Linked DNA regions of Homo sapiens: all the other regions are linked to region 3. The links are chromatin contacts, found by Hi-C or POLR2A ChIA-PET in ENCODE. All regions are on one chromosome and are shown on one strand. Each heading gives the region's core, a stretch centred on a gene start or an enhancer-like site at or near the end of the contact. The rest is flanking DNA. Distances are from core to core; before and after follow the strand shown.

Region 1 (4,104 bases), core at 71-2,570, 1.2 Mb before region 3:
AAAATCATCATGGGTCTTGCCATAAATCCTCAAGAGCATGTAGTGGGGTGGCGGGTGACTCTGAAAGTATGAAGGCATGAGGTTTTTATTCCTGGTGTTTCTCTCTACCCTCGTCCCCTCCTCCATTCTGGCTGCTGTGTGCATTTTGTTCTCATTGCCTCGGGAGAGGCAGCAACTCGGAGAGAAGAGAATGTCAGCTCTTGGCCTTGGAGTTGCAAAATCTTAGGCCTGCGGGGAGGAGAAGGACTGATGGGCATCAGTGACGGAAGTGGGGAGGAGAGCTGGGAACAAGATGAATTTCTGGGCCTGGAGATGGCAAGGTTTCTTCTGGGTGGGGAAGGAAGAGAGATGGAGGGGACACAATAAAGGAGAGAGGTCCTGCGGCCATGTGGGCTGGAGGAAACTCAGTTTCCAGGTACTGCCCAGCCCCTCCTGGAGAGGGGACTTGGGTCACCCACCAACAATGCCCAAGGGCTCTCAGTCAGCACCTCCACACCCTCCAGCTTATTACTGCGTTACCATACAGCATCAACACATGGGAGTTGCAAAGGTGGTCCTTTCTGTGGACAGCTGGTGGGACCTCCTAGCTCAGAGGGGAACCTCCAGCCATGTCCCGAGTGCTTGTCTGGCACCTTCGACTTCTCCCTCATGGATGTTCCTGTTTCAGCATCGCAGGCCATCTGCAAACTGTGGAGATGGGGTGGGGGCCTGGACACCTGCTGGGGTAGCAGTGATAGAAAGGACAAGAGGACAGGGTCCCTCAGCACTTCTACCTCCTTGAACCTGCCAGAGTCCACCTGCGGAGGTGGGGCGATGGTGAGCCGCAGCCCCCAGGAGCCCTTTAACTACAGAAGCTCATGGCGTGCAGAGGGAGGCAAAAGATGGGCCATGGAGTCACGCGAATCTGAGGACTGGCTCCAACTCCACCTTTGTCTCCCTCTTCGGAAAGCTGAACAGGGTGCAACGTGAGAAGGCGATCTTCCTTCCTGCCTTGCAGGCACTCTGGGGACGCTGCTTGTTTGCTCTGCTCTGCCAACTCTCCCCTGGGGACTCTCCTCCCCAGCCAGGCTGCCCTGGAGGGTGGAGTCTCCCCGCTGTCCTCCTGCTCCACCCCTCAGTCCACAGACCTTTTCATTTAAAGAGTTCATTGCTACAGGAAACAGATGGTAGTCACAAAAATAATAAACAGAGAGAATTTCAAAGGTTCCGGAAGCTCAGAGTCATGGTCTCAGGCCCGTCGTTAAAGACTTCCTTCTGAGATGGGGCCTGAGAATGACTGCAAACACTGTTGTTTCAGCCACTGGGATGGCCGGGCAGGGAACTGCAGTGCTGAGAGCTGTCAGCCCCTGGACTAGTGTGTAACCCTCACAGTCGTCTTGCAATGGGAGGGTGTCATGACCCCCACTTTACAGATGTAAAAACTGAGTTCAGAGAGCAGGATTGGCTGCATGATTTAGGACATTCAGTGTAAAATAAAAATGTGGGGTCTTTGGTTTAAAAATTAAGAACTTCAAGACTGAAACCACAGCAGACTGTTAAACCAAGTGAGGTGTCCTTCTGATCACAGGCCCTGAGTGACTGCCTGGGACACAGGCTTGTGAAGTCAGCCCTGTCAGAGATTAGGTAACTAGCCCAAGGACACCAGCTAGTGAGAGGCAACCGCGGCTTCCATGCAACGTCTAGGACAGCCTTCAATTGAATTTTGCTATCTTCCTGGTCTTTACCTGTGGACACCCCCATCCCTCCCTCCCACCCGCCATGGCTTGGCTGTCGGCATTATTTTTATAACTTAAAAAGAATCGTTAAAAAGTAAAGCATGACTTTAAGACGCCAACACTACACAAATCCTGATGTTGCTCCCAGAAGCCCTTTGGCTTTTGCTAAAACGGAGGCGGAAGAGGTGATTGGGCATTGCCCCACCTCCTCCTCCATTCAATTAACTTGACAAGGAAACATTTTTGAGACAGATGATTCTCATTTTTAATGCAGTTTGAAAGTCCCTAGGGGCAGGAAGACACTCGGGCTTGCCTACTTCAGGAAGTGGTGTCTTCCCTCCAATTTATACGGACTTTATTTTAAGAGACCTCAGCTGGCTCAGTCCACATTGATAAGCTTCCCCAATGGGATATGCATAATATAGGGCTTACAGTACACATTCAACACAATATCTTAATACATGTTTATACGAATATATATTTGTATTTTATGCTATTATCACAGTGGTTCTTAGAGGAGAGAATGACTTTACCCCTTAGGGGAACATTTAGCAATGTCTGGAAGACATTTCTGCTGTCACAGCTAAGAAGCAGCTGCTATTGGCTTCTAGTGGGTGGGGTTTGGGGGTGCTGCTAGACATCCTACCATGCACAGGGCAGCCCCCCACAACAGAGAAGTATCCAGCCCAAAATGTCAGTGCTGAGGCTGAGAAGCCACAACAAGCAATCATAATTAATTGGTATTGTCAAGGAATGAAAGATTACTGGGACTGGAACCCCACTTTGTAAAAAATCTACCCTTAGGAAATAAATTTTTGAGTGCTGCCAACTGAATTTGTGACTATTATGTAATAACTAACTGGGTCTCAAGTTAGGAGTCAGTTGAACCTCAGATAATCTTCACAACTCCCCCCAAGAAGTTTGAATTCTTTTTTTTTTTTTTTTAGAGGCGAGGTCTTGTTATGTTGCCCAGGTGGGTATCGAACTCTGGAACTCAAGTGATGCAACCTGCCTCGGCCACCCAAAATGCTGGAAATATAGGCGTGAATCACCACATGCCTGATCAGAAGTTTGAATTCTTATACTCATTTTGCTGATGAGAACACTGAGCCTCAGAGAAGAGAGTTAGGGAAGGACTTCCTGCAGGTTGTTTTACCCAGAGATGCTGTCAAAGAGTCAGCCAGGACAACCTGGGGTTCTTTTTCTCAAAGATCTACTTTTATCTCTTGGTACCAGGCCAGCTGGGCTTACTCCGCTAGTTGGAGCTGGGGGACACCCACATCCCTGCCTCTGGTTTAAGAATCTCTCCTCCTTGCATCTGCTCACAGTAGATCCTGTTTTTCCTTCCTTTCATATACCGCATCTACAGTACTATCTACAGTACTTGCTTTTTCTTTAAGGGAAGCACCCTCTTCCCAGAAGCTAGAGGTAGACAGACTCTGAGTCTGGGGATGGAGTGTGTAAACCAGGTGATAGCAGCCGATGTATTAAGTTCTTCTGCCCACAGTGACTGGCTCAGGATAGTCACATAATCCAGTCTGAACCATGAGAGGTTTGCTGCCCTATTGCTACCCCAGAGGACCCAGCCTAAGGCCGAACTCCAGTGAGCTGCCAGATAAAACACAGGTGGCCCTGTTAATTAATTCAACAATGAATATGTTTTTAGTACAAGTATGTCCCAAATGGGCCGGGGACAGTGGCTCATGCCTGTAATCCCAGCACTTTGGGAGGCCGAGGTGGGCTGATCACTTGAGGCTAGGAGTTGGAGACCAGCCTAACCAATATGGTGAAACCCATTTCTACTTTTAATAAAAATGCAAAAAATTAGCCGGTTATGGTGGCCTGTGCCTGTAATCTCAGCTACTCAGGAGGCTGAGGCAGGAGAATAGCTTGAACTCAGGAGGCAGAGGTTGCAGTGAGCTGAGATTGTGCCACTGCACTCCAGCCTGGGTGACAGAGTGAGACTTTGTCTCAAAAAAAAAAAAAAAAAAAAAAGAAAGTATCTTCCAGATATTTAGTGGGACATACTTATACTAAGAAAAGTACTTCTTGTTTATCTGAAATTAAAGTTTAACTGACGTTTTATATTTTTATTTGCTTAAATCTGACAACCAGTCAGTGGAAGCTAAAGAGGAGCTGCCTCTTGGTGACATCATGTGAGCCCTGAATTGTACCTAAAGCCAAACTGTGCATGGACTTGTAGCTGAAAGATTGTTAAGGAATTTTCTGGACCTCATCAAGGCCTTGGCCTTAGGAAACGTAGAAAGTCTTGTGAGGTGACTACACTTCCTTGCCCGTCACAGTGCTCAGCGTCCAGCGACAATAAAGACTTAATGGGTAACAAGGCTCTGTGCATAGCTCGCTTCTAATAACTACCTTCATTTTTTGA
Region 2 (3,802 bases), core at 452-2,951, 1.4 Mb before region 3:
GCACTGTGCCTGAGAGACACACGGTAGGTAGTCAATGAATGGCCACAGAAAGAATGAGCAGTCACTTTACAGCATCTGTGCTGAGCCCCAGCACCTCTCAGCTCCCCCATGCCCAGGGACACTTTAGATGTCCATCAAGCACTAAAATAGCAACACTTATAGGAAGGCATGGGCAAACTTGTAGTAGCACTGGCAAGTACGCTTATGACCTTTTCCTCCAGTTTCCTTTCTCCCTATATATTCTTTAAAGCAAAGGGTTGCAGAAGGTCAGAATGGAGCATGATCTTTGTTCCACGAGTATGTTGTGCTTTGATTAAAATATTCCCAGTTACAGGCTCGGTGAGGTGGCTCGTGCCTGTAATCCCAGCACTTTGGGAGGCTGAGGTGGGTGAATCACTTGAGGTCAGGAGTTCGAGACCAGCCTGGCCAACATGGTGCAACCCCGTTTCTACCAAAAAATACAAAAATTAGCCAGGTGTGATGGTGTGTGCCTGTAGTCCCAGCTACTCAGGAGGCTGAGGCATGAGAATCGCTTGAACTTGGGAAGTGGAGATTACAGTGAGCCGAGATTGTACCGCTGCACTCCAGCCTGGGCGACAGAGTGAGACCCTGTCTCAAAAAAAAAAAAAAAAATTCTTAGTTACATGAGAAGCAGGCCAGTGTTGCCTTCATGGCATTCCCAATTGAAGCACTTATCCCTATGAAGTGACAAACTCTATACATACTATAAAGGTTAATAGCTGGCCAGGTGTGGTGGCTCACACTTGTAGTCTCAGCACTTTCGGAGGCCAAGTTGGGGGGATTGCTTGAGCCCAGGAGTTCGAGACCAGCCTGGGCAACACAGTGAGACCCTGTCTCTATGAAAAGTAAATAAATAAATAAATAAATAAATAAATAAATAAATAAATAAAAAGTTTAAGAGCCCAGCCTGTGGAAGCAAGATGACTTTAATTAAAATTAATCCCAGCTGCTTTATGAACCAGCTGTTCTTGGGACGTCTCAGAGCCTCAGCTTCCTCACCTGTAAAATGGGCATGATAGTAATATCTTTCTCAGGGGCTGTTGTGAGGATTTTGAAAAGCAATGAACATAAATGGCTGACATTCCACCAATACACACTGAGTAAAGTGCCTAGAACATTTTCAGCCCTCAATAAATATAACCTATTAAAACACATGTTCTGCTGAAGCCAGAATCTATGATTCTTCCCTCTCACTCTTAAATAGATTTTTAAAAAAGCATTTGATCTAATTATGTTAAAGATATATATACAAGGGGAAGACAGAAAGAAAACATACTATGATCTTTCCTGTTTGTCTACGTGTGTGATGCTATATATAATTTTTATTTTCTTCTTTCAGGCCTCTTGTGTTCCAGATTCTTTTGCAGTGAGCATATATATTAGTTTTACGACCAGAAGATAAGCCTTGACAAATGCTATCTTTAAAAGAGAAGAAAATATCGAGGCAAACTGCAGCATGATTTTATAGAAACTGAGTGAAAAAAAAAAAATCCCAGCTAGATGGAGAATTAGATGTTTTCTGGTCAAGAGCTTATTGGGAGGGAAATGACATCAATTTGGGTTCGCATCAGCTTGAGTGAAAAATCATAATGCAAAATGAAAGTACACGGGGCGGGTGCGGGGAGGGGCGCTGAACCCACGCTGGGATTTTGCCGTGTGAATCATCAAGCTAGAAATGACCTCAGGAGGGCATGTGGCCCCGCCCCCACCCCTCACCTCGGGAAGGTTGCCCAGCGACTTTTCAGGACAAATGAGCAATGGTCCTATTTATAAGCCCTCTAGGAACTAAATCTACACACATTTCCTTCCTCCTAAGCTTCAGGCAGTCTTGATTTAGCTTTTGCAGGTGCCCTCAACTAGCATTCTCCAACCTACTTCTCCTTCTGCCTGGAAGAGGCCTGGGAGTTGTCCCAGATCTTTCCTACCTACCCCTGAAGGACCCTGGGTCCTTGAGCAAAACCAAATCCCCCGGAAGTCAGTTTTGTCAGCTGTAAAATAGGGATAGGAAGGATTTGAAGAATGCCTAGCTGGGAGTGAAAAGGAGGCCTTCCAGTGCCAGAGGCCGTGTCTTTAACCATGTCTATACCTCCCTGGTGGGAAAAGGCAAGACACAAACAGAGGTAGCTTGTTTACAACAAATTGACAGGAATTTGAAGTTGGGGGTGGCAAGCTTGTTAAGAAGAAGCCAAGGCCACAGAGATGGGAAGCAGGAAGGGATTGAGAGGAGAGGGTCCAGAGAAAAACAGAGGCAGCTCAGGAGAGCAATGATTAGCAAGGACATCTCTAGAGCAAGAGAAGCCCCCGGTGTAGGGACAGTCCAGAAAACTCAAGAACCAGGATGCTATATTGCTTTTTTTATTTTTATTTATTTTTTACTTTTTAAAATATTTTGAGATAGAGCCTCGCTCTGTCACCCTGGCTGGAGTGCAGCAGTGCCATCCTGGCTCACTGCAACCTCCACCTCCCAGGTTCAAGTGATCCTCCTGCCTTAGCCTCCCAAGTGCCTGGGATTATAGGTGTGCACCACCACACCCGGCTAATTTTTTGTATTTTTAGTAGAGACAGGGTTTCACCGTGTTGGCCAGGCTGGTCTCAAACTCCTAACCTAAAGTGATCCACCTGCCTCCCAAAGTGCTGGGATTACAGATGTGAGCCGCTGCACCCAGCCAAGAACCAGGATGCTGTGTTCCTGTAATTGACCAGATATGCAGGACTGCAATACCCCTTCCGTTATCCACAAACACTTTTGGGAACCAGCTTTGTGTTCATGATGCTATGAGGCATGGCAGATGTGAGGTGGTCCAGGGGTAACAGAGATGGGGAGAGAGAATGGCAGCTTCAGGAACAGAGGATGATGGCTAAGGACCAGATGACAGTGGTGACCGAGGGCGTAACCCCCACTGACCAGGAGAAGGTATGTCTTTCTGGAAATCTGTGGAGTTTTTGAAGATGTGTCAGAGTGCTGCAGTGGGGCTGAAACCATTTTCTTTGTTTGTTAAAGAGTGATTACTGAGTTCTGAAGAACCTGGGGCTCTCCAGGAGGGAGGTTTTCTGGGTGACAAGTATTAGCAGTGTAAAATGAGTATTAGTGAAGTGCATTGCTAGCAGCATTTTTTTTTTTTTTAAAGGCAGAATCTTGCTCTATCACCCAGGCTGGAGGGCAGTGGCAGGATCTCGGCTCACTACAACCTCTGCCTCCTGGGTTCAAGCGATTCTTGTGCCTCAGACTCCCAAGATTACTCAGGGTTACAGGCACACACCACCATGCCTGGCTATATTTTCAGTAGAGACAGTGTTTCACCATGTTGGCCAGGCTGGTCTCAAACTCCTGGCCTCAAGAGATCTGCCTGCCTTGACCTCCCAAAGTGCTGGGATTACAGGTGTGAACCCCATGCCCAGCCTGCTAGCAGTTTTGATGTTGGTATTGTATTAGTATTAGTATCTATCTTAGTCTGTTTGTGCTGCTATAACAAAATACCACAAATTGGGTAATTTATCAATTTATTTCTCACAGTTCTGGATTCTGATAAGTCCAACATCAAGGAACTGGCAGGTTTTGTGTCTGGTGAGGGCCCAGTCTCTGCTTCTAAGATGGTGTCTTGAATGCTGTGCCCTCCCACGCAGAAGGCAGAAGGAAAGGCAAAAAAAGAACCAAACTGCCTCCATCAGGCCCTTTTGTGATAGCATTGATCCATTCATGAAGGCAGAGCCCTCCTGATCTAAACACCTCCCCAAAGGTTCCACCTCCCAACACTATTGCATTAAGGATCAAGTTTCCAAC
Region 3 (3,760 bases), core at 978-3,477:
CCAGATGACATGCAACTGCCCTCATGATCAGATTTGGATAACTCTGTTATTTACTCCAAACCTTAGTGTCTTACAGTTTAAACATTTATTCTTTTACACACTTTCTGTGAGTCAGAGATAGGGGAGTGGCTTAGCTGGGTGGTTCAGGCTCATAGCATCTCATGAGATTGCAGTCAAAATGTGAGGCTGGGGCATGATTGGGGCTAGGGGAGCCGCTTCCAAGATGGCTCGCTCACATGGCTGTCAGCAGGAGGCCTCAAGTTCTCAGGCTGTGGACCTCTCCATAGTGTGACTTCAGTGCCCTTGTGATGTGGCAGCTGGCTTTTCCCAGAGTGATCCAAGTTGTGACCTAGCCTTGGAAATCACATACCATTACTTCTGCCATATTTATTGGTCACAGAGACCGGCCCTGACATGGTGTTGGAAGGTACTATCCAAGGCATGAATACCAAATGGTGAGAATCTTTGGGGCTTGTTTCGGAGGTTGGGTGCCACTGATTCCAACCTCCTCATTAGCCCTATTTAGAATCAGAGTAAGAGCAAGTCAGTGTAATTGTTTATAAAGTGTCATATCCTTCAGCTATGTTGGATGGAAGAAAGGTCAAAATGTGACCTGAGCACTGGTGTACTCTTGGCGTAAGGTCATTGGCCAAAGTATTATTCACTTCACTAAAAGATTTGCCTGTACTAATAAGAAAGAGAGATTGACAAAAGAGATGAACTGCACTAAGGTATTTGGTGAGTTCGATTTCTTTCTCAAATTATGCAAATTTCCTCCAGCGTTTCCCCCTAAACAATGGGAAGTTGCATATTCTCAAAGCTGTAAGACCTTCAAAGATAATCTCAGAGTGATTTTAAGGCAAAATAAGTAGTTTAATATTTATATCTAACTGCATCTCTGGTGTCTCAGAAGTCTTTGACATCATTGGAATGACTTTGTTAGTACCTTTCCCATAAATAGTTAGCTAGACAGGTGAAAGTTCAAGAAAAATAATGAGATCCTTTACGCAACTCAAATAGACTGTTCATGAGATTCCCTGTTCAACAAACATCTGACAAATTATTGGGTGGTTGTGTTGACCTAGACACCTAGAGTGAGGCACCTAGAGTGAGCAGCAGAGAAAGCAGCCGGGAGATTACATTCTTATGGGACATTAAACTGGTAAGCCAAAAAAAAAAAAACAAAAAACAAAACAATGTATCACCACATGTTGTGTGACGATGAAATCTGTAAGAAAACAAAGTAGATTAAGATAAACACCGTGGTGATGACAGTCCCATGTTTGACTGGCTGGCCAGGGAAGGACTCTGAGGAAATGGTCTTTGAGTAGAGACCTTGACTGAGTGAGGGACTGAGTCTTGCGTCTATCTAGGGAAGAAAGTTTCAGGTTCGGGGAAGAGCAAGTTTAAGAGCCCCCAATCAGAAACAAGCTTGGTTGCTCTTTCGCAATTTCCAGAGACTCCATCTATTCCCCAGCATCTTGGTTCTCACCACTGCACTGCTTATGGTTGACCGTCAGCTTTGCTTTTTTGACCATAGTCTTACAGCCCTGGCTTAGCCTTCTCTGAAAACATACATTTGCACACTAAGCCAGATTCACATGGGAGGTACATTATGCCGTGGCCTAGTCTAGTGTGTATTTCCCCTTTCTCTCCCCACAAAGATTTTACAAAACTTATACATGCAAACAGGTATTTTTGTTTGTTTCACATGAGTCGCTTTTGCATAATATAACAAGCCCATGATTTCACATGTACAGTAATTCATAGAAAGTGATAGTCATCTTGCTTAGACACCTTAGTTCTCAAATCTAGCCTGCTAAATATAGTACCTTCTCAGACCCATATAAGGTGTCATAAAAAAAGAAAAAATAAAGGTCAAAGTTTCCCCACCCACAAATTTGGTTATAAAAACAGCAAAGCAGGGTTTTTCTGAACTTGAATCAGTAAATTTTTAATTTAAATAGTATCCTGTTTTGACAAAGTGCTAAACCACAGAGGTCTGAGAAAGACACTCTTAAGCCTTTGTCAATACCAGCTGGCATCTCTCAACAGGAAACCTTGGATGACTTTTGTTGTCATTTTGTGATGCACTGACAAGGAATGCGTGCCCTTATTTGTTGCATCAAGGAAATGGTCAGAGTACCTCTGATGCGGCTCGATGCCGTTTACATCAATATGTTGCATAATCCTTTGCCAGACAAAACCGGTATTTTGTTGTCGTTGTTTGATCAATTAACATTGGATTTCTGGCTTTGCTAAGTGCACCTCCAGAGCAAGACACAAAATGATGTCACATGAGTTCTGTTCTCTGACCCACCCAACAAAGAACTGAGCTAACCTGCAACCCTTTTCCTGCCTTGGTCTTTTGATCTCATCAGTTGTGCAGCTCACCTCTTCAGGGCCTGCACAGCTCTTGAATGGTGTGGACTGTCCCGAGGAAATCCAAGGTACTATAAGAGCTCTTTGTTGGAATTCAGTCCCTAGCCCTCTCTTTATCTCACTTTGTTTCATGTTGAATAGTAAGTTGCATTTTACTGTTATGGTGACTGCATTTTTCTTATGGGGCCTTCAGGGTAAACAGCCGTTAGTTTCCATCTGTGAACACACATGTAGCTTGTGTTTGGGTAGGGTGCCTGGTGCTTCCAAAGTCATTATTTTCTCTGTAATGTTTGTTCTCCATGGTTGTGCATAGATAGATTCTATGCCCCAGTGCAGGACGAAGAGGTAGCCTGTAATTCCAGCTGAATGTGTTGCAGTTGAAAGTGGGACGGGAGTGGAAGCAAGTGATGGATCAAGCAAATCGCTTTTAATTTTACATAAATTGGTTTTCTGCTTTCCTCTGGGGCAGAAGTTTGCTGCTCAGGGTCATGTTAAATGTCGCTGATGATTTGGAAGAGAGGCATTCCTGGAAAATATCCGGTGAGACAGAACTTGGGATTTCAGTCCCTGCCTCTCATTGACAGACTTGGGGAAATTAGAGATGGAGTCTCTAGCCTGGGATGGGAGCCGTTATCTCTGGACCAGCTAGAGACACTGGAGATTAGAAAAGGCAACAGCAATTTTAGATTCCCGAAGAATAAAATTATCATGACATTTATCAAATGTGCTCCCTTTCCCCCCGGTACATTGCATAATAATGATGTTTGTATATGTTGTTGTCACATAAGCAAGAACGAGAGAAGATCCCCTTTCATGGGATGCTCACAGATTTCCTTAATATGAAATTAACTAGCAGTCCTAGATAAGTAAGCTAGAACTGTAATGGGCACAGTCTGAAAGAGGGCAGAGCTTTCTTTTTGCCCCTTGGCCAAGGACAAAACATGGGCAAGGCCAGTTGTCAACATGAGACACTGGTTTCAGGTTTGCAGCTACAAAGAATACAGTTGTGATGGATTTCAATCCGATATTTGCAGTTCCAATGCTAGAATTTTCAGCCATGTCATCCTGAGTCTCTTTAGGCTTTAGAAACAAAGGATTCATGTTTGAATCGTGACCTGCCACCATGACCTTGGGCAAAATAGAAAACTTTGTTTCTTTGTCTATAAAATGGCCGTAAATGTGCGGTGGCTCACGCCTGTAATCCTAGCACTTTGGGAGGCCAAGGCGGGCAGATCACGAGGTCAAGAGATCAAGGCCATCCTGGCCAACATGGTGAAATCCTGTCTCTACTAAAAATACAAAAAATAGCTGGGTGTGGTGGCACCCGCCTGTGGTCCCAGCTACTCAGGAGGCTGAGGCAGGAGAATCGCTTGAACCC
Region 4 (3,804 bases), core at 569-3,068, 1.7 Mb before region 3:
GGGACTACAGGCACCGGCCACCGCGCCTGGCTAATTTTTTGTGTTTTTACTAGAGACGGGGTTTCACCCTGTTAGCCAGGATGGTCTCGATCTCCTGACCTTGTGATCCGCCAGCCTCGGCCTCCCAAAGTGCTGGGATTACAGGTGTGAGCTCCCGCGCCCGGCCTATAGTGACTCTTTGTTATAGATTTATTGTCGTTTTCAACAAATCCTGACTTTTATATTTGAGTTTAAGCAGCTTTCAGAGACTTCTCACATTATGTATATATAGACAAATTTTCAGGTTTAGGATTGCTAACAGAATATAGATAGTTAATTGTACATGCTAGGTAGATCTGATCATGAAGTTTGAACAAACTTAAATCATCAAGTGTGTCAACTGGTTTGAGTCAGTTTCCCTAATTTTAGCACGGTATTTTAATGAGGTGGTGTGGGAGAAAATTGATGGTTGCGTAGTTGAGTTTTCTGTCCACCAGGGTGAGCTAGTTGCCCTAAAAATCAAGAGAAGGCGTTCCCTTTGATTTAAATTCTAACTTGCTCTACTTTGATAAACTGTAGCTTGTTCTCAGTCCAGTTTTCTGTGTCAGCAATGCTCTTAGTCTTCTTTGTGTAATTTTAGCAGGAGATCAAGCCACTCAGTCCTTTTAACCACCTGCCCTCCTGACCCTTCATCTGACCCATGACTGATAGCCAGGCTGGTGCATCAGGAACAGTCATAGTCTGCAAAGCCATTATGGTGATTCATTCTAAAAACCACCTTTAAAAATAGCAAGGACATGTGATCTAAGGTAGACGAACTTGAGCTTTGTGTCGAACAGCGTGTCTCTTCTAATAATACCAAATGTAAGATATAAACTAAATGTAGGCTTGGGGTTGGACTTCTTGTTCCACCACATGCCTGCGATATGATCTTGCACCTTTGGGTTGCTGTGGAATGCTGTACCTACCTCAGAGTTGTCCTGAGATTGAATGAAACGATGTATTTAAAATCCTGTAAATGTTAGAAATTATTATTGTAGAGTAAAATCAGTCACAGGAGAGCCAGGAGTTGGATGGTTTCTCTGTGAAATTACAATTTTTATACATTTAGAAAGCTTTAAGGGAAAGTTCCTTGTTAACAAGATTTCTCTCTCATTTGAAAAATCCTGGTTCAAATATTTGGGGCACTCAGAATTGGAGGAATAAATTGAAGTGTGTTGAGCCAGGATAAAATATGGGGGAAAAGAAATAAACCAAGAAATAAACATCACAGTTTTCTGCTGAACTATGGTGCATGCTGCTGTACCTTTTCTCCTCTTCCTCTTTGTTCTTTGCCTCTCTGGCCTTCTTCCTCTTTGTGTCATAGCGTGGGCTGTTGTCTGTTTAACACCTCCTCATCAGGTGTCGCCAGGCAGATACAACAGTGCAGGTGAGGGGTGTACCTTTGATTCATTCTGTATCATAAAATATTAACCTAGATTGCTTTGAATTCCAGATAAGCCTTAGGTGGTGAACTTTGCTCCCTCTTTTTCTCCCTTGGTTGTAATTCTTGTCGTTTTCATCACAGCCCTGAGTTACAACAGGGAGACTTTTCTCCAGCTTTGTAGTGATCCAGATTTTCCTCCCCAAAGGCTTGTAAATGGAAGTGTTAAACGCCGTGCTTCCCCTGAGCTCTGGTTTCATGAGGATGAACTCACCGCATTTCCCATGTTGTCTTTCAGTGGTTAATCTGAAGCTCCAGAGTCTTGGCACGTTATTGCTTGTTATGACACCACGTAACATTTATAGTCAATGAACTTCCTAGCAGGGACATCCTGTTTGGCACCAGTGAGCCCTTCAGTGTTTGTAGAGATAACTGTCAGTGTCAACTTTGAAAGTTGTAGCACTGCAGGGCTACCCATTTAGGCTGAAGGTTTGAATGCAGCACAATTTTTTCTGGTTCCCTTGATCTGGTTCCAGTGAATGTACAATGTAATAGACAGATGTGCGTTACTCTGAGAGCATTGAGATCCTTTGTGATTTAATTGTTGACCCAGATAAGAGGGATGTTTGGGAGGGGGATTTAGAGAGGAAGGGAGGATTTAAAAGTAACAAAATTAGAAAATATTTGGAAGAGAAAAGTGACTACCTTGCAGACATCTTTCATTTTGATAGTCCCTTTGCAGCCTTCAGACATATTGGTGGGGTTTTTGATGTTGGGAGGTGGTCCTTGGCCATTTGCTTCAATGCTAGGGCACCAGTTTCCTCCTCAAATGTATTGAGAGTTCAGCTGACTTTTGTTTCACTGGAGATTATTTTTAAAAGTATAATTAGCCAAAACATTGTGAACTATATAGCAAAGCTGCTTTGTAGTGTAGCTAAGTCATACAAATGCTTGACAAATGTTATTCATGGTGGCAATCATCCAAGCATTGTTGGCACTGCATCTGTAGTTATTTCCAGTACTGCTGCTAGGTTAGACTTGATTGTGTGCAAACTTCCCCCAAGTTCCCCTTTGGGTGATATGATTTACAGCTCTAATAAAAAAGGCCTTAGGGAGCTCAGACTTTTGGTTTCTCTAGTGATTTCCTGGTTTGTTGTTATTGTTATTTATCATCTCTGATTTCTTTGCTTGAATTTCAGAATTTAAATGCATTTGTGTGTTATTAATGAAGTAGGCCACAGTGGAACTTATAAATGCTCAGTAAAAGGTGGAAGTGTTTTAGGGAAAGTCTAGCAGCTCCTAGTATCCAAGAATTCAGAAGAATAATTCAAGTAGGTTTTTCTTCTGTGCACAGTTATTGAAAATGACTAATGTAGAAATACTTACATGTGGATAATGTAACGTCAGAACCTACATTGCCTAGGTCAACTTTTATAAATGGATAAACGTCGATAGGTATGATTACTTAAAAATGAAGGCATAAATATGTAGAGAGTTGACATGTTGCTAAATAGTTTCTGGGCATGCTTACTTTGTGATTGAGAATTATGTGGGAGCAGGGGTCTATTAGTCAACTAGGATATAAAGACTTTTCTCTAGTCAGAGATCATGAACACCTGGCATTTTCCCATTAGCTAAATTAATGAACATCTCAAAAACCATACCTAAGGGAATACTGTCTCTAACCTTCTTGCTAAATACAAGGAGTCATAAAATATTTTGTCAGGTATGCTTTCTTCCTGCAGTGAGTATATGCCTTCATGCCATTTCCTTAAATCAAATTGCTTAAAATGAACTGAGAGCTTTTATTTAAATTAAGGAACTTCAGATGCGTCCTCCAATGAGGCAGTCAACACTCAGTTTATCTGTCTTATTAATTAAATCCAGTAAATTTTAAATTAAATACAGTTGACCCTTGAACAAAACATGTTTGAAATGCATAGGTCTGCTTATATGGGGATTTTCTTTTGCCTCTGCCACCCCTGAGATAGCAAAACCAACCCTTCCTCTTCCTCTTATTCCTCAGCCTACTCAATATGAAGACCAGGATGAGGACCTTTGTTTATGATGCTGTACCTCCACTTAATGGATAATAAATTTAATCTTAAAGAGACTTCATGTACAATTCAAGGATTGGGGAAACCTTAACTAAAGCTATAAATCCAGAATCTTGTCTTAAAAAAAAAATGGACATATTTGACTACATGAAAAATAAGTGTTTCAATGGCAAAAGGTACCATAAACAAAGTCAGTAGAGATATGGTAGCTTTGGAAAGATGATTAGGGTTTATATCTATAATATACAGGATTCTTAATTTGACAAGACAAGCCATCCAATAGAAAAAAACTGGACAAAACACATTCGAATGGGTCACTCATAAGAGTGCAAATCCAGATTGCCT
Region 5 (3,620 bases), core at 200-2,699, 1.8 Mb before region 3:
GCTTTAGAATGTGAAACAAAGTAGGTGGTAATAACAGAGGGAGTCAACTCTGTAATAGTGTAGAGCCTGGGCCTAGGAATCAGACTCACCTGGGTTTCAATTCCCATTGCACCACTTACTAGCTGTGAGATCCTGTGCAAGCCAAGGGAATATATAATGCCTACTTCATAGAGCGGTCAGGAGGGAGAATGAGATCATTACAAAGGGTTTGCTGCAGTGCTGGCACATAGTAAATATTCAGTTAATGTTAGCCCCTGTTACTATTAATTTTTTTTCTGAGTCCTAATGAAGTTTCAAGAATGTCTCCTTAGAATCATAAAACAGCTGGAGATTGAAAAGACTTTTGAAGTTTTCTGGTTATCTCCACTGTCCTAGGAGAGTACTTTTCATCCCTTTTCCACTGATACTTAAAACCACGGAATAAATACCACAACTGGATTATTCTAATTAGTGGTGGAATAACAGGAAACAACATGTGTGGAAAGGCCAAGGGAATATGTGGGGGAAGAGGGAAACCAGCGGGAGAGGCACTGAGAGAGTGTAAGGGGCACACTCCAAAGGGAGAAAATACAAGGAAGACAAGTAGAAAAAAAGACAGAAAAGATGTCCTCAGACAAGTGTAAGGACAAGAGTGAGAAAAAGGAAAGAAGGGGAATACAGAGGGACCTTAATTTGTGAATGCAGTCACCGACACGGTTTAAGAGTCAAACGTTCTGAGTTCTAATTACTGTAAAATGCATGGTTATAAAACGTACTGATTAACCTCTCTGAGCCGTTTTCTTTAGAGTTTGCAGCGTAGATTAGATGAGATTAGCGGGACGGACGCTCTGTTAAAGAGAAAACTCTTCAAATAAGCCGTTAAGAATGAGAGAGAAAGCTGCAGAAAAAGAGAAGTGGAAAGAGAGAGGGAGGAAAGGGAAAGTGTAAGAGGAATTGTTCACAAGGCAGGTGAGAACTAAGGGAAACCACTGTAACGGTGCTGCTGTGGCTACTGCGGTGACTACTTCAGCACATCAAGCGTTGACAACTTGCCAAGTTCGTTATTAGAGTTCTACATGCACAATTTCATGCTACCCTCACAGCATTTCTATGGGGCTAGGTTCTCGCATTATCCGCGTTTTACAGAAGATATAGAGAGGTTTTGTAACTTTCCCAAGGTCTTACAGCTGAGAAGTTGTGGCCAGGAAGGGATTCAAACGCACGTCTGTTTACCTGTCAAGCCAGTGCTGTTAAAATCATCTCTAAGAACCTCGAAAAAGGCTCGGTTGCTAGTCATCCCGCCGGTTCAACGCCGGCTCCCAGGCACCACTCGCCACGCCCTTTCTCCGCCCGGGGGTTTTGAAAGTTCCGCCTCTTCTCGAACGGCGTCCCGTCTCCATGGAGATTGGCGTGGGGAGAGACTTCCTGCCTTACGCGCGAGCACTTCCGCCTCGAGCCGGAAGCTCCGTCCCTCACACCGAGAGTTCCTGCGCGTGGGGAGTTGGAGAGTTTGCGTGGCGGGAACGCGGCGGCAGTGAGAGCGAGCGGCGCCGGCCCTTGCGTCCGGTGCGGCGATGCTGACCCCGGCGTTCGACCTCAGCCAGGATCCGGACTTCCTGACTATCGCCATCCGCGTGCCCTACGCCCGGGTCTCCGAGTTCGACGTCTACTTCGAGGGGTCTGACTTCAAGTTCTACGCCAAGCCATACTTTCTCAGGCGAGTTCGGGGTGCCTGGCCGCAGGAAAGGCGCATTCGTTAGATAGCTGCTTTAGAGGGAGAATGCAAGGTCGAGAGAGCAGTGCTCGATTGCGCGAATGCCTTTTCCCGACGTTTCCGCAGCTTCTCTTGGTGCCAGGGAACTGCCCTCTTCCAGGGGTGCGTTTTAGATGCTGCGGAAGCCCTTTTCCTTCTTGAGCTTTCTTAAATCCCATATCAAAGGATTGCGGAATCACTTGAAAAAGTGACGTTTGGACCGTGTCACTTTCCCGTTTCTGCCCTGTCGCCCTAGTTCTCGTCCCGTTCTGACTTGTTCTGTTCTTTCCTTTCACTCCGCGTTTGCTCTCCCAGTCTCTCCCTTCCTGGGAACGGCGCGCGCTGACATCTCCGTGACTTCCCAACCCGTCGGTCCTTTTAACTTTGCCCAGGCCGCCTTCTGTTGATCTATCTCTTGTCTGTCCGCTCCCTACTTACCGAAATTCTTACCTTTTTTGGACCTCTTGACACCAAATTAGCCTAGTTCTCCTGCTTCCCTGCTGTCTGCTGCTCTTCTGTTTGGTTTTGTCCCTGAAGTGTGGTTGTTTCCCCCAAGTCTCCGTGAGGGTCTGTCAGCACTTGATCTGTTTAAATTATTCTCCTTGCAGAATCGTAACCTTGGTAGCAGCTAACACTGATAACTCGTAGTGTGGTGGACAAGCAGTTCCGTTAAGTGCTTTATGATGGTGTATCTCATTTAACTTTGACGGTGATCCTTAGGGATAAGCACTGCTATTAACCCCATTCCACAGAACCCGCTGCTACATATTCATCCTAAAGTATTGCCAATCTCTTGTCCTTCTCTTTATCCATCCTCCTAATCTTTCTGAAGTGTAGCTGCATCCTACTTTTCCCACCCAAGTACTTTTGTGGTACAAACCTTCTCCACCAGTCAAGGTGGTTTTTTCACTGTTGCTGAACCAGTTTTGCTCAGATTTCCCTTAGACCATATAACGTCCGTATTTGAATTATTGCACTTTCCAGTTTTTTAATTCACTTATTTCTTTAATTTATTTATTGAGTTTCAGTGTTGGTATTATTGTGCTGAACAAGACAAAGTCCTGCCCTCATGTACTTTTCACTGGGGAGAGGAAAACAATAAACAGTGTACTTAATTGTGGTGAGTGCTATGAGGAGAAAGAAGTGCACTAATAGAGAATGAAAAAGGGCCCATGTTTTATAAAGTGGTCAGGAAAAGCCTTTCTGGGGAGGCGATATTTAAGCCAAGATGTGAAGAATAGGAAGAAGATTATGGTGGTAGCAAATATTTATTGAATTTTTACTCCAGGTTAGTGCTTTATACGGATTATCTCATTTGTTATTAGGACAGTGTTACAACGAGGCTTTATTATTTACCCGTTGCCGTGGATGGATTATTTGTGGGCACCCCCCCAACTCTTGTCCCCAAATTCATATGTTAAAGGTCTAATTCCTGTGTCACTTCTGCTTTATTGTATTCATCAAAACAGTCCCAGAGCCTGCTGAATTTTAAGGGGAGGGAACATAGACCTTCATGGTTGGGAAGAGTGCTGTGAGATGGGCATTCTTTGATAATACAGTTTGCCCCCAGATGTGGTGGCTCACTCCTGTAATCCCAGCACTTTGGGATGCCGAGGTGGGCAGATCACTTGAGGTCAGGAGTTTGAGACCGGCCTGACCAACATGGTTAAACCCCATCTGTACTAAAAATACAAAAAAATTATCTGGGCTTGATGGCACGCGCTTGTAGTCCTAGCTACTTGGGAAGCTTGAGGTGAGAGAATCGCTTGAACCTGGGGGGCGAAGGTTGCAGTGAGCCAAGATTGCGCTATCGCACTCCAGCCTGAGTAACAGAGCGAGACTGTCTAAAAAAAAAAAAAAAAAGAACATACAGTTTGCTATACCAAGG
Region 6 (3,583 bases), core at 1,060-3,559, 1.1 Mb before region 3:
CTGGCCTCAGCTTCTGTCTTAATTGAAGACAGCCAGATTCCCATATATGTTCTTCATTCAATCTATTGGGATGCGTTGTTTTGGTTAAAATGTATTTAAAAATTCAGCTTCACACAGTTGGAAACGAAAGGACGATTTTAATACCCTCTTCAGATAACTGTGGCTATTCCTTTGTGATACTATACCAAAACTCAACAAGTGGTAGTTTTTGTACTGGTTAGATGCAACATGAAATCTGAAAACCTATCAGTGAGCTTTTATATTTTATCATATTAAAATCAATCTGTCTATGTTGTGTTTTAAATGGACCTTTTACCCATGTGTGATTCTATAACATTATATCAACTATTTGGAAAATATTGGTTCACAGAGTTCTGCAGATCTACCAAATGTTGACACATTTTGTTACATAATATCAAAAGGTCGCATGTGTTCATATCCACACTGATCTTATCAGAAGAGTCTTCAAACATGGGGAAGCTGTCAAGCACATAGTGGAGGATATAAGTTTTCCAGAAATTCTGTTTTTTGATGGCAAGCTAAAATTTTTTCATTGGCAGCAATGAGAAGGCATGAGATTGCTACCTAGCCTTAGTCTCACATAAACTCAAAGCTTCCCTCCCCAACTTCTCTCTTCTTCAGTCTTTGCCATGCACCAGAGGTCCTGTCTTTCAGCAATGCTCTTCTGCAAGTGAGGTAATATTGTATTAGCTTTTGTGTGTCACTGATTTTTTTTTCTTTTACCTTTTTCTGTATAGTCTGGATAAGCCTATTGTTTCTGCATCTAACCCTGCTAGCTTCAAATTACTTTCTCCTCCTCCCTGTGGAATGGTGGATTGGTTCCCATGAGCAGTCAAAGACAAGACAGGGAACAGTATGAGGCCACCTACTGAATAGTTCTTGAATCAGTCACCTTCCCCCACTCCTAGCCACCACAACTTAGCCAGAAGCCACCATTTTCTTTGGCTGGGATTTTGGCAACAGGCTCATAACAGGTCTGCAGGCCTTGAGTCTGGAGGCCTCGCCTAGTCCATTCCCTTCTGGCAAGCCAGAGAGCAAATCTGCAGCAGTCCTGCCCCGATACCTACTGCAACCTGGGAGAAGAGCACAAAGGAGGGTGCAAGGCCCATCTCCAGCCCCACGCATGTGGACCCCACAGACTGCAAGTCCAAGAGTTGCCCACCCCTCCTGTACACACACGGTTGCCTCTCAGATTGGCCTGCTGGACAAAAGCTGTAGCAGCCTCCCTGGAGAAGGAAGAGGGACAAGAGAAAGAGGTGTGCACAGACCCTAAAGGTAGGCTCAGGATGTTTGGAGCAGGAGTTCCAAGTATGTAAAGCATGATGCATAAAGAAGTGGATGTAGGTTCCAGGTGGCGAATCCTTAGGTATCACCACTCCTCAACCAGGTTGTCGGGGAGGCAGTGGGCTCCAGGGTAGAGCCCTATAAATCACACCCTAAGCAAGAACCTCAGGTGCCCGTGTCTAAAGGTGTAACAGTGTGCAAATGTAACCTACATGACCCTTCATCATTCACAGGATCAAGTGCCCACGCCTTGGTCTACCAGGCCTCTCCCAGTCTGGCTCCTGCCTACCTGTCTTTCTTGCCCTTGACTGTGTCTGGCTCTCGTCCCTAGGTGCCCCATGCTGTCTCACTGCAGGGACTTTACAGCACGTGACCTCCTCTGGGCCTTGCCCTGGATGACATCTCATCTTTGCTGTGCTCTGCTCAGAGATCATTCTTCCCTGGCACCCCAGTCCGCCAGCTCTAGACTTAAGTCTGGGTTGGCTTCTAGTCTTTGGCCTTCACAGCTTTCATATCCTCTCTGTCCTCCACCACAACAAAGCATGACAGCTATCATTAGGCAGTGCTCACTATTTACAGCTAAGGGCACTGAGTGCTTCCAGTAACTCTATGACATGCATGCTGTGTTTATGCCCATTTTACAGGTGAGGGAACTGAGATGAAGCATCGTAACTAATTTGGCCACAGGGCCAGCTAATAAGAGAGTCAGGCTCCAAGTTTAGACACCAAGCTTTTAACCACTGTGCCAGTGATTTTCGGTCCTTAAACTTTTGAGTACAACAGAATCACTGGTGTGCACACGATTGATGTGCAGCAGAGGGGAGAGAGTAAGTTTATTAAAGTACAGACTCCTGGGCCCCACCAATCCAGAGATTCTGATTCTATAGGTCAAAGGTGGGGCCCAGAAAGCTGCATTTTTATAAGCTCCCCAGGGGATTCAGATGCAGGTATTAGGGGGAACCACACTTGGAGAATCACACACTTTCCTGCCTAACCGCAAGTCCTAAACTGCAACCCGCTAAATATAATTAGGTCTTCTGGGCTCAGCAGGGCCCCTGAGAAGGAGGAAGAAGATACTGCGTGCATCTAGCAAGTTCTCCACACCACCTGTGGTGGTGGTTGGAGTGGGGAGGGCCTTTCCCTGGGGGGAAGATACACACCCTGGTTGCATCATATAGACACAACACCAGAGCCATAATCTGGGGTGTCCAGAAGCCAGCACACCCTCCACATTCTGTGTTCAGCTCCGGCTTGGCCACAATTACCTGGAACCTGGTCTGTCTGCCCCTGCCCCACCCCTCTGGCTGCTGCTAGTTAACTGGAAGCTGTGGCCACAGGGCGTATGGGCTGAGAACATAATTAGGGAGCCCATTCCCAGCCGAACAGCCGGAGGACTTTTGTACCTTGTCCATCTCTTCTCTGAGACTTGTCAAGACACTCAGTGGTTGGTCAGCAGCCCTGACTTGGGTACCATAAAGCAGGGAGGATGGGGGGCAGCAAAGAGGACTGTGTGGTGACCTCACTGGGTGGTCTCCTTCAAGCCTTTCCAGCTCTGCCAGCAAGAACAAAGTGACAAGGCCTCTTCTTAGAAGGAGGAAAGAGATGTGTCCTCAACTCAGGGGACAGCCAGGGCGATCTGAGACACTGGGCCTTTCTTTCACCTCATTGTTTCCTCTGTCATAATTTTCAATTTTCCCCTGCCTTTCTTTCTTTCTTCTTTTTTTTTTTTTTTTTTTTTTTAGATGGAGTCTCGCTCTGTTGCCCAGGCTGGAGTGCAGTAGCGTGATCTTGGCTCACTGCAACCTCTGCCTCCCGGGTTCAAACTATTCTCCTGAGTCAGTCTCCCCACTAGCTGGGATTACAGGCATGTACCACCACACCCAGCTAATTTTTGTATTTTTAGTAGAGATGGGGGTTTCACCACGCTGGCCAGGCTGGTCTCGAACTCCTGACCTCAAGTGATCTGCCCATCTCGCCTCCCAAAGTGCTGGGATTACAGGTGTGAGCTACCGCGCCTGGCCTCCCCTGGATTTCTATTCCTTTCTTAATCATCTTCTCTGTCCCTGTCCACTTTACCTTTTGAGAGAGATTATTCCCAGAGTCCCCAGTGAGTCATCTGTAGCCAGGTTGTGACCCCCTGACCAAGCAGGGCCAATGGGATTTCCCTCCCAGTGACCTGGCCTTAGGGCTCAGACTTACAAATCAAGTCGCTTCGTGGACTAAACCTTTAAGGTGCATAGACTTGGGCTGGAGCTGCCTGTGCTGGGGTGGTTGGGGT
Region 7 (3,803 bases), core at 1,018-3,517, 1.7 Mb before region 3:
CATTATTTACTATTAAATTTTGGTCTCCATTTTAAGTTGATTTACTTTTTTCTGGTCTATTATCCTCTATTAATGAGCATCTCCACTATTGATTTCAGCTCTACAGGGTGTACTGTGTTATAGTGATGCCCTGTGATGTCCCTCCAAACTTCATGTCCTTGCAGAACCTCACAATGTGACCTTATTTAGAAATAGAGTCATTGCATATGTAATTAGTTAAGATGAGGTCATGCTAGAGTAGGGTGGGCCTTTAATCCACCATAACTGGTAACCTCATAAGAAAAGAAGAGACACTAAGACACAAACAGAGTGAAGATGGCCATGTGAAGTCACAAACACATAGGGAGAACACCCTGAACAACAGAGGCAGAGCTTGGAGTGATGCATTTACAAGCCAAGGAACTCCAAGGATTGCCAGCAACACCAAAAGCTAAGAGAAGGGCATGGAAGGGATTCTGCCCTGAGAAGGAGCCAAACCTGCTGACTCCTTAATTCTGGACTATTAATAGTAGCCTTGGCCAGGTGCGGTGGCTCACGCCTGTAATCCCAGCTCTTTGGAAGGCCAAGGCAGGCAGATCATGAGGTCAGGAGTTTGAGACCAGCCTGGCCAACATGGTGAAACCCTGTCTCTACCAAAATACAAAAATTAGCCGGGCGTGGTGGTGAGTGCCTGTAATCCCAGCTACTCAGGAGGCTGAGGCAGGAGAACTGCTTGAACCCAGGAGGTGGAGGTTGCAGTGAGCCGAGATCGTGCCATTGCATTCCAGCTTGGGCAATAGAATGAGACTCCATCTCGGAAAAAAAAAAAAAAAAAAGAAAAAATAGTAGCCTCAGGAGCTGTGAAAAATAAATTTATATATTTTGTTTTCTGCTACCAGTTTTTGGTGGTTTGTTATGGCAGCCTTAGGAAACTAATACAGGGAGTTTTCAGAAAATGATTCTGCTGATCCATGGACTAGATGATGTTTCTCAGAGCCTATGCCCACGAAATGGCATAAAAACCAGTTGAAATTTGTATGAGAAGTTGTGTTATTGGCCCAAACTAGATATGGTTTAAATAACTCTTTAGCTTGCAGCCTTCCTTGTGTTAAGTTAGTCGTTTCTTGTTCTTAGAGATTGAATGTTTTTGTTAATGGCTGCGCTGGAAGTGCTTCTCACTGTTATAGAATAAGAAGAGACAGCTTCAGGTTCCTCTGTGCATCCATTGGTATTTGTTTTTCTTGGCGGCTCTCAGATTCAAGATAGGAATTTCACCAGCAACTTCTACTTAAAGCCAGTGCATTACCTTTAGATCAGGCTACATACATGTGTTTTGGGCCAAGGAACCTAAAGTATGGAACTGGTTCTTTTCAATAGAGAGGAATTATGATATGTCATTATCATAAAAGCCCTTTTAAAAAAATTTAACTTTTAAGTTCAGGGACACGTGCAGGTTTGTTATATAGGTAAACTTGTGTCATGGGAGTTTGATGTACAGATTATTTTCACCACCCAGGTATTAAGCCTAGTACTTATTAGTTGTTTTTCCTGATCATCTCCCTCTACCTATCCTCCACCCTCTGATAGGCCCTGGTGTGTGTTGTTCCCCTCTATGTGTCCATGTGTTCTTATCATTTAGCTCCCACTTACAAGTGACAACATGCGGTAATTGGTTTTCTGTTCCTGCATTAGTTTGCTAAGGAAAATGGCCTCCAGCTCCATCCATGTTGCTACAAAGGACATGATCCTGTTCCTTTTATGGCTGCATGGTATTCCATGGTGTATATGTACCACATTTTCTTTATCCAGTCTACCATTGATGTGCAGTAAATGCCCTTCAGAAAGTTGAAGCCGGGCTCAGTGGCACGTACCCGTAGTTCCACCTACTTGGGAAGCTGAGGCAGGAGGGCTGCTGAGGCCAGTAGTTCAACATTGTATTGTGGTATTACTGCTCCTTTGACTACTGGTCTCCAGCCTGGGCAATGCAGTGAGACCCCATCTTTCAAAAAAAAAAAAAAAAAAGGAAAGAGAAGAAATTTGATCTACTGTTTGGTCCCAGATAGAACCTGAGATTGTGTGTTTTGTATGCTATGAAATTAAAAGGCCGAGTTAGCCAGTAAGCATCCAGTTTGAACTGTCTGGAATTGCCTCACTGGAGTCTTGTCCTCTGTGATCAATTGTGGGCTCTAGTCTCAGTATGTCATGCCTGGCAGGCTTCTAGGTTTGGGCAGAGGAAATGAAACCTAGTCGGTTACTCTGAGATTTATAGTAGACCTGCTATTGCAGGAAGTGGTGAAAAGTTGATTGATAGTTTGAGACAAAACTCTACAGCAAAAAAACAGGATGTATGCTTTCCATTTATACCCAGTTCCCCCTGCCCCTACATTTCAGGCTCCTTTTGCATTTTGTTTTGGTTGCTTCATAAGGCTGCGGAGGCTTTCCCCCTCCTACAGTCACCAAATGTAAAATAATTGAGGAAATTTTGTATCAGCTTAGCCATAGTAAAGGCAAGTACTTTCTGCTGTTGCAATTACTCTTTCGTGGTAGTTACATGTAGCATAACTTGTCTGCAGTCTTTAAAGAGAAATTCTCCAAATAGGATATTATTTCACATATGCAGAAAGAATGAAAGGTCTTTTTTAAGTTACATTGTAGGATTACATTTCCAGTAACTTTCTAAGAAAAATCTATTTTGAGTGTGGTTTTATTAAAATATGACAGCAGTGGTATCCAATTGTCTCTTTTAAATGCAGCGTCTCTTCATTCTATAATAAATATATTCTTAACAGGTAGGTGATCCTCACTTAGATATAAAACATGTAACTAGCCAGGCATGGTGGCTTACTCCTGTAATCCCCAGCACTTTGAGAGACCAAGGTGGGTGGATCACTGTGAGGTCAGGAGTTTGAGACCAGCCTGGCCAACATGGCAAAACCCCATCTCTACTAAAAATAACAAAAATTAGCCGGGCGTGGTGGCGCATGCCTGTAATCCCAGCTACTCGGGAGGCTGATGCAGGAGAATCACTTGAACCAGGGAGGTGGAGGTTGCAGTGAGCTGAGATCGCTCCACTGCACTCCACACTCCAGACTGGAAGGCAGAGTGAGAGTCTGTCTCAAGAAAAACCTAACCAGACAAACAAAAAACATATACTATAACTAGTAACTCAGCCTATGTGTTTGTTGAGAGTATCAAAATGTACCATGCCCAGGGCTGCCGCTCATGCCTGTAATCACAGAACTCTGGGAAAGCCAAGGTGGGAGGATCACTTGAGCCCAGGAGTTGGAGACCAGCCTGGGCAACATAGGGAGAACCTGTCTTTACAAAAAATATAAAAATTAGCTGGGTGTGGTGGCATGTGCCTGTAGTCCCAGCTACTCAGGAGGCTGAGGTGGGAGGATCACTTTTGCCCAGGAGGTCAAAGCTACAGGGAGCGCTGATTGCACCACTGCACTCCAGAGCCCAGGCAATAAAGCGAGAACCTGTCTCTAAATAAAGAAATAAATAGTACCTGATGTTTGTAAGAGTGGTTATCTAATAATGCCATTTGACCAAGCTTTTGGACATGAACTAGCCTAGTCAGTTTTGAGTACGACAGAGAAAAACTACTACCTACCTTAAGTGAGCTGCTTTCTGAAAAGGTAAGTCTGTTACAAAAGTAGATTGTGTAATTGACAAGGAGTGGCAGATTAGAACCAACTCTAATTGTACTAGTGGTTGAAAAAAACAAAACAGCTACTCTTTCATGGCTTAATTTTTTTTCCCTACAGGAATAATTTCCCTTTTTGTGAACAGTGATTGCTAGGTTATCTGTGCTAAGTAAT

The links. Hi-C counts contacts between places; a loop is a spot of excess contacts on that map. ChIA-PET counts read pairs that join two places held with the same protein, here RNA polymerase II (POLR2A). Pooled maps may share reads with other maps.
Region 1: a map with no recorded cell type shows a loop between it and region 3 (28-fold over the local background). The contact joins two enhancer-like sites. A Hi-C loop is called at or near these places in 4 of 37 single-sample maps with no recorded cell type and 4 of 50 pooled maps.
Region 2: a loop to region 3 is called in a pooled map, with 5 times the contacts of the local background. The contact joins two enhancer-like sites. A Hi-C loop is called at or near these places in 1 of 37 single-sample maps with no recorded cell type and 3 of 50 pooled maps. POLR2A ChIA-PET finds 5 or more read pairs at or near these places in 1 of 52 experiments (activated T-cell).
Region 4: a pooled map shows a loop between it and region 3 (8-fold over the local background). The contact joins two enhancer-like sites. A Hi-C loop is called at or near these places in 3 of 37 single-sample maps with no recorded cell type and 2 of 50 pooled maps.
Region 5: a loop to region 3 is called in a pooled map, with 8 times the contacts of the local background. The contact joins the promoter of SHQ1 here to the enhancer-like site in region 3. A Hi-C loop is called at or near these places in 3 of 37 single-sample maps with no recorded cell type and 2 of 50 pooled maps.
Region 6: a loop to region 3 is called in a pooled map, with 12 times the contacts of the local background. The contact joins two enhancer-like sites. A Hi-C loop is called at or near these places in 4 of 37 single-sample maps with no recorded cell type and 4 of 50 pooled maps.
Region 7: a pooled map shows a loop between it and region 3 (9-fold over the local background). The contact joins two enhancer-like sites. A Hi-C loop is called at or near these places in 2 of 37 single-sample maps with no recorded cell type and 3 of 50 pooled maps.

Annotation. Positions count from the first base shown.
Region 1 is chr3:72,307,732-72,311,835 of GRCh38, reverse strand. No RefSeq gene overlaps it. Among named protein-coding and RNA genes, the nearest start is that of RYBP, 140 kb to the left of the region's middle. RefSeq lists enhancers at 821-1,000, 1,181-1,490. Within about 2 kb of position 1,320, at least 17 of the 41 ENCODE cell types and tissues checked have a DNase peak (open chromatin) inside an H3K27ac peak, as active enhancers do.
Region 2 is chr3:72,480,995-72,484,796 of GRCh38, reverse strand. No RefSeq gene overlaps it. Among named protein-coding and RNA genes, the nearest start is that of RYBP, 36 kb to the right of the region's middle. RefSeq lists an enhancer at 1,788-2,288. Within about 2 kb of position 1,701, at least 16 of the 41 ENCODE cell types and tissues checked have a DNase peak (open chromatin) inside an H3K27ac peak, as active enhancers do.
Region 3 is chr3:71,085,823-71,089,582 of GRCh38, reverse strand. The region is part of intron 7 of FOXP1 (forkhead box P1); the gene reads left to right. It overlaps LOC124906247 (a long non-coding RNA gene), which reads right to left. Exons shown (of 2, transcript XR_007095956.1): 2 at 868-3,760. Among named protein-coding and RNA genes, the nearest start is that of FOXP1-AS1, 200 kb to the left of the region's middle. RefSeq lists an enhancer at 1,640-1,739. Within about 2 kb of position 2,227, at least 7 of the 41 ENCODE cell types and tissues checked have a DNase peak (open chromatin) inside an H3K27ac peak, as active enhancers do.
Region 4 is chr3:72,819,230-72,823,033 of GRCh38, reverse strand. The region is part of intron 6 of SHQ1 (SHQ1, H/ACA ribonucleoprotein assembly factor); the gene reads left to right. Among named protein-coding and RNA genes, the nearest start is that of SHQ1, 27 kb to the left of the region's middle. RefSeq lists enhancers at 438-717, 738-787. Within about 2 kb of position 1,818, at least 13 of the 41 ENCODE cell types and tissues checked have a DNase peak (open chromatin) inside an H3K27ac peak, as active enhancers do.
Region 5 is chr3:72,846,274-72,849,893 of GRCh38, reverse strand. It overlaps SHQ1 (SHQ1, H/ACA ribonucleoprotein assembly factor), which reads left to right and starts at 1,449. Exons shown (of 11, transcript NM_018130.3): 1 at 1,449-1,696. The coding sequence starts at 1,554. RefSeq lists an enhancer at 1,131-1,230.
Region 6 is chr3:72,162,862-72,166,444 of GRCh38, reverse strand. The region is part of intron 2 of LINC00870 (long intergenic non-protein coding RNA 870); the gene reads right to left. Among named protein-coding and RNA genes, the nearest start is that of LINC00870, 13 kb to the right of the region's middle. RefSeq lists enhancers at 1,642-1,751, 2,262-2,531, 3,532-3,583. Within about 2 kb of position 2,309, at least 4 of the 41 ENCODE cell types and tissues checked have a DNase peak (open chromatin) inside an H3K27ac peak, as active enhancers do.
Region 7 is chr3:72,755,580-72,759,382 of GRCh38, reverse strand. All of the region lies in intron 10 of SHQ1 (SHQ1, H/ACA ribonucleoprotein assembly factor), which reads left to right. Among named protein-coding and RNA genes, the nearest start is that of SHQ1, 91 kb to the left of the region's middle. Within about 2 kb of position 2,267, at least 3 of the 41 ENCODE cell types and tissues checked have a DNase peak (open chromatin) inside an H3K27ac peak, as active enhancers do.